2 separate regions of the Mus musculus genome follow, and region 2 is linked to region 1. A link is a loop called in an ENCODE intact Hi-C map of the cell type or tissue named here. Cell type or tissue: left cerebral cortex. All regions are shown on one strand. Each heading gives the region's core, and the rest is flanking DNA. Links, peaks and the distances in the headings are about the cores only.

The links. Peaks named below come from ENCODE experiments on the same cell type or tissue, not always from the same donor. Only the 100,000 strongest peaks of a DNase experiment are listed, where the experiment ranks them.
Region 2: a loop joins it to region 1, with 5 times the contacts of the local background. A loop is called at or near these places in 3 of 42 quality-filtered maps.

Annotation. Positions count from the first base shown.
Region 1 is chr12:89,091,476-89,095,844 of GRCm38, reverse strand. All of the region lies in intron 3 of Nrxn3 (neurexin III), which reads right to left. Among named protein-coding and RNA genes, the nearest start is that of Gm40537, 120 kb to the right of the region's middle. In left cerebral cortex, for the core only: a CTCF peak has its summit at 2,315; DNase peaks (open chromatin) are centred at 1,109, 1,612 and 1,868; H3K27ac peaks cover 3,489 bases.
Region 2 is chr12:89,021,437-89,025,805 of GRCm38, reverse strand. The region is part of intron 3 of Nrxn3 (neurexin III); the gene reads right to left. Among named protein-coding and RNA genes, the nearest start is that of Gm40537, 51 kb to the right of the region's middle. In left cerebral cortex, for the core only: no CTCF peak of the experiment used is centred there; DNase peaks (open chromatin) are centred at 1,335, 1,593, 1,704 and 2,407; H3K27ac peaks cover 1,328 bases.

The DNA.
Region 1 (4,369 bases), core at 176-4,175:
TATACTCTTAGCAAGTGGTTAAGAGAGATGCAAAATCTGAGCTACAATGGTAATTACATAGCTCTCATATTAACTGAATGCCTCTGGGTGCCTGGCTTGGTATTAGGACTTTCATTTATCTTGGTTCTGCAAGAAAACAAAAGTGGCTTTTCTCTTCTATTATAGAGATGAGAACGCCTAAGCTTGGCATGTTAGAGTGTCTTGTTCAAGGTCTTCCAGCCTGCCATCTGTAAGACTCACAGGGTTATTCCAAATCTATGACCTTACCCTTTCCCCACCAAATCATTCGGGTGAATTTTATGATGGACATTCTCTTACATGTCTCTCCTTGCCACCAAGATACACATCATACTTCAGTCAGCTCCTCAAGTTCTACACAAATGATCGGGCATTACTAGCTTTGAGGAACTTCAGGTTCAAATATATTGTACAGCTAAACTGTGCTCATACAAGGCACAATCCCCTGAGAGAGTGAAGGTGAGATATCATGTCAGCCATGACCTTAAACCTGCCCTAATTAAATATTTAATAAGCTTTGTGTCAAATTCTAGTATATGAATTTTTATTTAGGGTCATATTTTATGTGACATGCATTGCAAGTGATCATGACACATCACTATGCCCCACCACCAGGGTCTATATCTGTTAGTTTAAGGAGCCCAGGTGAGTCCCCTCTTAGCAGAACAGTTCTTTCAGCCTCAGCAAGATGTGACCTTTGATAGCACATTTTTCGAGAGTTTCTTGGATTTTGATGGATTTGGGGATCTCAAGAGCTCTGGGTTAAAATAGAAATGGCATCTATGTTATTGTTATGATTTAATAAAAATAATTTCCAATTTACCAACTTCCTAGCATGGGTCAGAGAATAAGTGTTTGAATGTAGTGGCAGCGAAGTAAGAGTGAGGAGACTGGAAGCTACGAGGCTGGGGAATGGAGAGACATTAAAACTCCCCATAGTCTCAGGGAATGCTCCATGCCACATATCCAAGGACTCTCAGAACCAGAGGATTATTTCTAGCCAATGGGGCAATGTAGACTCTCACTCAGACACCTCACCTTTGAGACTAAAGAACACTCTTCCTGCACATTTCAGTGTCATCAAAATTTAACATCTCTTCATAATAACCAACTGCATTATTCATGTTGTTAAAGACACATAAAAGATCTGGGCATAGTAATGATGCTTACAATGTCAGAGCTGTGGAGGGTTGGTCAGATCCCTAGAGTTTACTGGCTAGCCAGCCTAACCTGGCTGGCTAGAGACCTTATCTCAAAAAACAAAATAGACTTTGTCTGAAGAAAAAAAACCAAATGTGTGTGTGTGTGTGTGTGTGTGTGTGTGTGTGTGTGTGCGCACACACACACACACACACACAATGAAGCAACTTAAAAATTCCAGGGTCTCTGACTTATAAAACCTTCCCAATAACATGATCACCAGAATGAGTCAGAGATAGATCTGGGATTCAAAAGTCAACTGGGGTCAGAATCAAGCTGTTTGGGAGCTGTGTCTTATGCTGGTGGAGGACCGGGGAGGCAGCCATGAGCATGTTGAGCCAGAAGGCAAAGATCCCAGCAGAAGGCTTTGGCTCCAGTTCACCCACAAGCAACCACGTAGCCATTCCCACGCCCTTGGTCGTGACTGCAAAGATAAATTCAGTGCATGTCCCTTCTTTCTATGTGAGCGGCTTGCTTCTCTTCCCTTTGATGGTTCCACTAATAAGCCCTTCATTAATTAAAAGGAGACATCAATGTGCCAACAAAATTAGCAGTTTCGATATATCCTGAAAGTGTGAGTGTTTCAAAGAAAATGAAGGCTTGGTCACTCCTAGGTTATTTTTACTTCCCGCCACCCACCTGCCTTTTGGGCAATCTGTTCCCATCAGGCCCGCTCTTCAACTCCCCCCACACACTGCTCTCTCCCCTCCTTCCTGATTCTTTGTAGAACTGTTGTGCCCAGCCTTTTCCTTCTTACAGAGATAGGATGTCATGCTAGCTTTGATCTACCCTTCTCCCTACATCTTGTCCTCTGCCCTCCACCTTATTGCCTGGAGACAGTTGGTAAGCCATGTGTTGTGGTTACAACTAGTGGTGGATGCTATCTGGGACTAAGTATTTAAGGATAAAATTAAATGAATGGAGAAGGAAAAAAACTAGCAGCACAGGTTACAAGCAGTTCCTGCATTGAATGCAGGGCTTTATGGTAGCTGTCATATGGTTACTATGAAATCACAGTGTCCCTCATCACAAGAGTGACTCTATTTGTCAAAACTCCTGGGTAAGAATAACTCCCTGGATATTTGCTGCTACAAAGGCTCTTTCTGCAGTTCCATGAGGGGTAGATAGGATCCAAGCTCTGACTAGACTGGGAAACTGCACTTCTAGATCCCAGAAATGGAGGCACCTTAACCTGTTGACATTCTGAAAAGAGTGGGTCTGAAATCAGCAGGCACTTAGTAGAAGTCTCTGGCCATGGCATAGGTACTTCCAAGCTCAGATGGCAGTGACCTCAGACACAGCCTTGTGGTTCATTCTGATGGCTTTTTAAACACTGGCTGCTGGCGCTTTTCAACATTAAACACTCTATCAATTGTGTTTAAGAATTTCAAGATCTCAAGGTCCCTCGGTACTTATTTAGGCTGTGTTAAAATGATCAAGACATGTACATGGTAGCTTTAAAAATGCTTTTTCTACCGGCATTTGTATCTGAATGCAATAATAACATTTGTTTTATAAGGTTGTTATAAAGATTCATTGAAATAGTTTTGGGAAAGTGAATTTATAATACAAGTATATTTTTATTCCCTCACTTCTTACTGGTTCTGAGACTTTTTAGGACAAATTATAGAGAGGTAAGTAGAATGATGGGGCTGACAGACACTTCTCCCGTTCTCAGATCTGTTACAAGGCACAGAGATGCTTAGGATTTCTTTGATCTTCATCCTGTGTACTCAGGGAAGTAACCAGGACACTATACTTTGATCAGAACCATAGAAGAAAACCATTATGGATTTTAACATTTACTATATATCATCCAAGCTGGTGATCACTGCCTGTTATTTGAGGAGTAAATGTCTAAGTGTTACAAGTATTACTGAGACTATGGAGTGTGTGTGCATGTGTGTGTGTGTGTGTGTTTGTGCATGTGCATCATCATGTGTGTTCACAAACATGTGTATGCATATGTACATATAAATATGCAGCCAGGTGTGTAGAGGCCAGGTTTCCTTTTGTTGTTAGAGATAGTGTCTTATATTGTTCTGGAGCTCAACAGGTAGAATAGGGTAGCCATCCGACTGGGTAGGACAAGCGTGCACCACCACACCAGGCATTTTTAAAAGTGAGATATGGACATTGAGCTCAGACCCTTATGCTTGTACAGACAGCACTTTACTGGCTGTACCATCTTGCCAGCCCCCACTGGAAGTCTTAATAGCTCCACCGAGATAGCTCCATTAGTAAGTAGTGGAATTAGGCCTGAAATGGAAGGCTTCCTTAAATTAAAATAAATACATTTGGGGACACTCCATACAAATACCATGCCAAACCCCCATGCTGGCCTTGTAGCACAGAAGCACTTGAAACAGAGCTTGGCTTTTTAAGTGCTGTCCAGGGTATCATGACCAACTAGTTCCTGTGAGGACCTCTGAGTTTACTGGTTTCCAAGGACACCTCCAGTCCTAATATGCTATAATAGGAGAAAATGTTGCTGTCTTGGCAGCTGGCATGGATTTTTTTTCCCTTACACAGAGAGTTGCCTTTGTTTAAACAAACAAACAAAAAGCTTCAGTAAGGCATTTGAAGAAAATAAATACGGGAGAACTCACAAGAGGAAAATAAAGTGGAAGAGGAGGAGAAGCTAGGTGAGAGAAGGTGTGATAGGAGGGGTAGAGAAGGGAGACATGAGGGAAAGAGGGGCATCGGAAAGGGAAGAACTGGAAAGGGTGAAAAAAACAGGAAGCATAGGAGAGGTGCAAAAAGCACGGAGGGGAGGAGAGGGGAGAGTTGAGAGGACACAGTGACATTCAGAGGAGAAAAGAGATACAGGGTGGAGAGGATTGAAGATGGGGGAGGAGTAAAAGAAGAATCAGAGTAAGGGAGAAAGAGAAGGAACACAGAGGAGAGGACAGGAGGCCAACTGCTACATTGCCTCCTGAACCATGGCTCTCTGGGTCTCCCCTAAATTTCCAATCGCATTGACAAAGATCACAAACATCATTAGAGCTTTTCTTTTTCTTTTTTTCAATTTTTTATTAGATATTTTCTTTATTTACATTTCAAATGCTATCCCAAAAGTCCCCTATATCCACCCACCCCCGCCCTGCTCCCCTACTCACCCACTCCCACTTCTTGGCCCTGGCATTCCCCT
Region 2 (4,369 bases), core at 274-4,273, 70 kb after region 1:
CCTTTAAATTGCCCCATTTGTGTCAAGGTTATTTTGTACAAAATGATAAGTATTACCCATTAATTCTCTTCTGCACCTCCTACATTTTTCCTCAAGCCTAGGCTTTGAGAGAAGCTTTCTCTTTCTTCTCCTCTGACTCGTTTTTTAAAAAAGACCTCCTGAACATAGTTACTCTGTAGGTTTGCCATGCATTTCATCCTCTAATCCATGAGCCAGCAGACAGATAATCAGTATTATTAATAAAAATGAGTTACTATCATTATACTAAAAAGAAAGTGATGCCAAATCTTGCATTTTGCCCCAGGTCCAATTAAACTGCTCCTCTTCATGAGGCATCAGATGTTGGTCTCTAGAAACATTAATAGCCTCCACTTTTGTCAATTCTTGGAATTCTCTATCTGTCTGCATGAACTGCACTATCTACTGAACAAGAGTGGTGTGGTATAAAACCACACCCACATCACTGAGAAACATTCTGGAGACTGGGACTCCAGACCTTCTCATTCTTTTAAAGCCCTCACAACTTGAGTATTGTTTGGGGCAGAAAGCACAGAATAGAAATTCAATAAACATTTCAATATCATTACACCCATTTTCAAGAACATCGGGAACACTTCATTGTACCCTGGCTTCTAAATATACTCTTCAAGTTCCAAAGCAAATGTAACATCACCATTCTGCCTCTGATTTCAAAGGTTAGATGAGTCTAATTATCACAGACCACAAGCCACATTGACTTAAGAGTAGTTTGTGTGTCTATGTAGGTGCATGCCTGAGAGGAGAGAGCCTGTCCTGTAGATTAGTGTGTGTTTGTGTTTGTGTGTATGTGTGTGTGCACGCGCGCGTGCGTGCGCGTGCAGAAACAGTTTGACTCTTTCACATGAATCACTCTTGTCCTTCCCTAATGCCTTTTAATGCAATGTCTTAGATCACTTATGGAAATTAAATACATTTAATTTTTGTAACTCAGTTTTTGCTCTTATTGCCTTCAAATTTCTGCTCTTGTATTTTTTAATTATTAGAATTTAAGAAGTAGTTCTCAGATATATTCAAACATTTTCATCATAATAAAACCATTGTAGATCTTAAAGTTCAGTTTTAATAATTGAAAAGGCATTCATCTCTTATTGGGTGCATTTTCAGTTTAAAGCTGGTAAGGCTGAGATAGTATAGAACTGCAAAAAATAATTTGAATTGGTCATGAAACAAATCCAATTTTCACTCTAAAAACAATGCTATATTTTGAGAAATCGTGCTTCCCTCTTCAGAGAAACATAAGGCTTAGTGATTCATCATATGCAAGTTGCCAAGTTTACTTTGGAGAATAAATATACAATACACTCAAATATACAGTAAACTTACATTGAAGTTTCTATTGCATTTTTAGTCTGAAAGTAAGTTACCATGCAAATAGTCTTTCCACCTGATCGTTCACATATTCTTCTGTAAGTAGTATAAATATAACATTATTTGGAAGAGGTATAAAATCTAGAGGATGAGAAAGCAATAACTAAAAGAGTCCTCTTAGATGACTAACTGGGGAACAGAGGATCTGATATGATGGTAAGTGCTTCTCTGCACAGCACAGGAAGCAATAGGAGAAAAGAAATGGGTGACACAGGGAGGGGATACAAGAGGAATTGTTTTCCTACCTGTAGACACAAAAGAAAACTTGGGATGGACACACACACACACGCACACACCCCATACATGGAGAACATAACTAGTTGTTAAAATGTTTCTTCTGCAAAGCTTTCAATGGGAGTTACAGCAGTCACAGTATGCAAGAAGAGAGAGTGGTACCCTTGGAGGCAATGGGCACTTCTCAGGTTCATCCAGACTTCAAGTAGCTGTGAAGCTACAAAGATAGCTGAGCCATCAAACACTAGCCCTGGAGCATTGAATCTAAGGTGTGTTGTAGGAAAAAAAAAAGTGGATCTGTAAACTTCCATTAAATAAGAATTCCCAATGATGACTTGGGTCAACACATTTAATGATGGGCATATTCCCATACAGTATTTTGTTTAATTATACTATCTAATAAAATTTTAATATAATAACACTTGCTCTGCATTTTGGATTTTCTCTGGGGTTCTGAGGAAATGAGAACAAATTACAGGAGGAAATTCATATCACAGATCAATAGAATAAATGTTACACCTGTCTCTAATGTGAAAACTAGCCAATATTTAAATGGCAAGAAAAATAGTTTTTCAAGAGTTAAATATGTTTTCTTCAAAGTCATATCTATGCATGAAGGTTATTTTGGTTCTTAATTATTCTAAGTTCCCAGTCGCCCCTGGTTTATAAAGAGATACCACTCTTCATTCTATTTCTGGATATGCCAAGCCTGGGATCTTCCTGTCCTTGCCTTTCCCTCTAGGTCTGGGATATTTTCTCTATGCCTGGCACCTTTTCTTACTTGGATTTCAGTTCCTTCTATGGGAATTCAACCAACCAAAGCAAAACAGCTATTCCCTGGTCTCCTTATCTGAATTATTTAAACAGGACTAACCATTTTCCCACAAGGGACTTTAATTGTTTGTAGTCCCTCCCCTCCCTTCTCCTCTCCTCCCCTCCCTTCTCCTCTCCTCCCCTCCCTTCTCCTTTCCTCCCCTCCCTCTCCTCTCCTCCCCTCCCTTGCTCTCCCCTCCCCTCTGCTCTCCACTCCTCTTCTATCCTGTTCCCTTTTTCTCAGTCTTAAATAAGGTACCATGATATCAAGAAACCAATGTTACCACTTTACCTTCAATGTACAGCACTGTGTTAATGCACAGGGGAGATTCAGTATGTAATATGAGTGGTGTTAAAATTATCACCATCATCGTCATGTCAGCAAAGCATCTCACTTTGGTGTTACCTCTTTGTTCTTCTTACTGGCACTCACTAATGACTATGTAATATCATGTTATGTATTTATTCATCTTTTATTTGTCTCTTAGTAAAATATATTCTATTTTGTGTATTTGGCTTACCTTAACATACTAGCACTTAGAATATGCCCTGGAACATTGTAGTGGTTCAATAAATTATAGTTGAATGAAGCTGTATGTTCACCTTTGCTTTGTCCCCTGCTTCTGTATGCAGTGCATCATCTAACACACTGTATATCATCACACGCCCTGTTGTTGACCATGATGCTGGTTCTGTGTCTGACACCCCAGCATATCCAGGTGTTCATGGCTGACTGAGAGAGAGGTGTTTGATATGAATGAAATATTCCTCGTCAGCCCTCTTCCTCAACACCAGTTATCTGTAGGATTTGGTGGTATTCTATTGAACTCACTTTTGTTTCAATTTCATCCTCCAAAGTTACAGACTGGAGACAGTTATTAATGCTGTGACTATTTCATCATCCACTGATCCGGAGTCATTTGGAAGAAAGAAGAAATCAGAGGAAAGATTGGAAATAACCTAGGGTCACTCAATAACAGAAGTCACACACACACACACACACACACACACACACACACACACACAATCAGCCATGGTGATGGAGCATACCCCTAATTTAAGCCCTTGAGAGGCTGAAGCATGTGAAGTGTACTTTTGAGAATAACCTTGGCTATACAGAGCAAGCTCCAGATAACTCTGGACCATATATTGAAGCCTTATCTCAACAAATAAGCAAATAACAACAACAACTACCACCACCACCACAACAACAATGGCATAATAATAATAATAATAATAATAATAAATGTGTACCATACTCTAGATGGGAAGTATTAAGTTTCATACAGAATTACTGACACCTACCTTCCAATAACTTCCCCCTTTATGATGTGACATATTCACGTATGAAAAGCAGAACACAACACTCCCCCGTGAAAGTTGCAAAACTATATATGTTGGTCTTACTACTATGAGCTTAGCATCTAGTAGTAAGATGAACAATGAAAGAGTTCTTCTATACCTGCCCAAAAGATCCTATCATACCTTTCATTCATATGGCCAATTCAGCCATATGAAACCTTCATTAAACCACCCTGCCTATATTATCTGCTCCAGAATAAACCCTTACAGCTAGGGAGTCTCAATGAGATGGCTGTAGCCCTGCTAACTCCTGACTATCACCCTAGGAGATATCTCCATCCAGTCCCTTCCCAGGTAACCCACTCACTCATGAATTCCTGACCCCCATGAGCAGAAGAAGATGAAAAATGTTTATTGTCTAAAGCCACTGAGTCTTGCAGTGATTAGCACTGAAGCAAAATCTTACTAATCCAGCTCAATCAAAAAGGAAGGTGTCAGAGCCCCAGAATCAGGACTCCATCTGCAGCTGTAACTAAGCAGACATCACAGACAAAATTACTTCTTTCCTTTCTCCCCCAATTCACTCTATTAAAAAGAAGTTTCAAAATAGAGA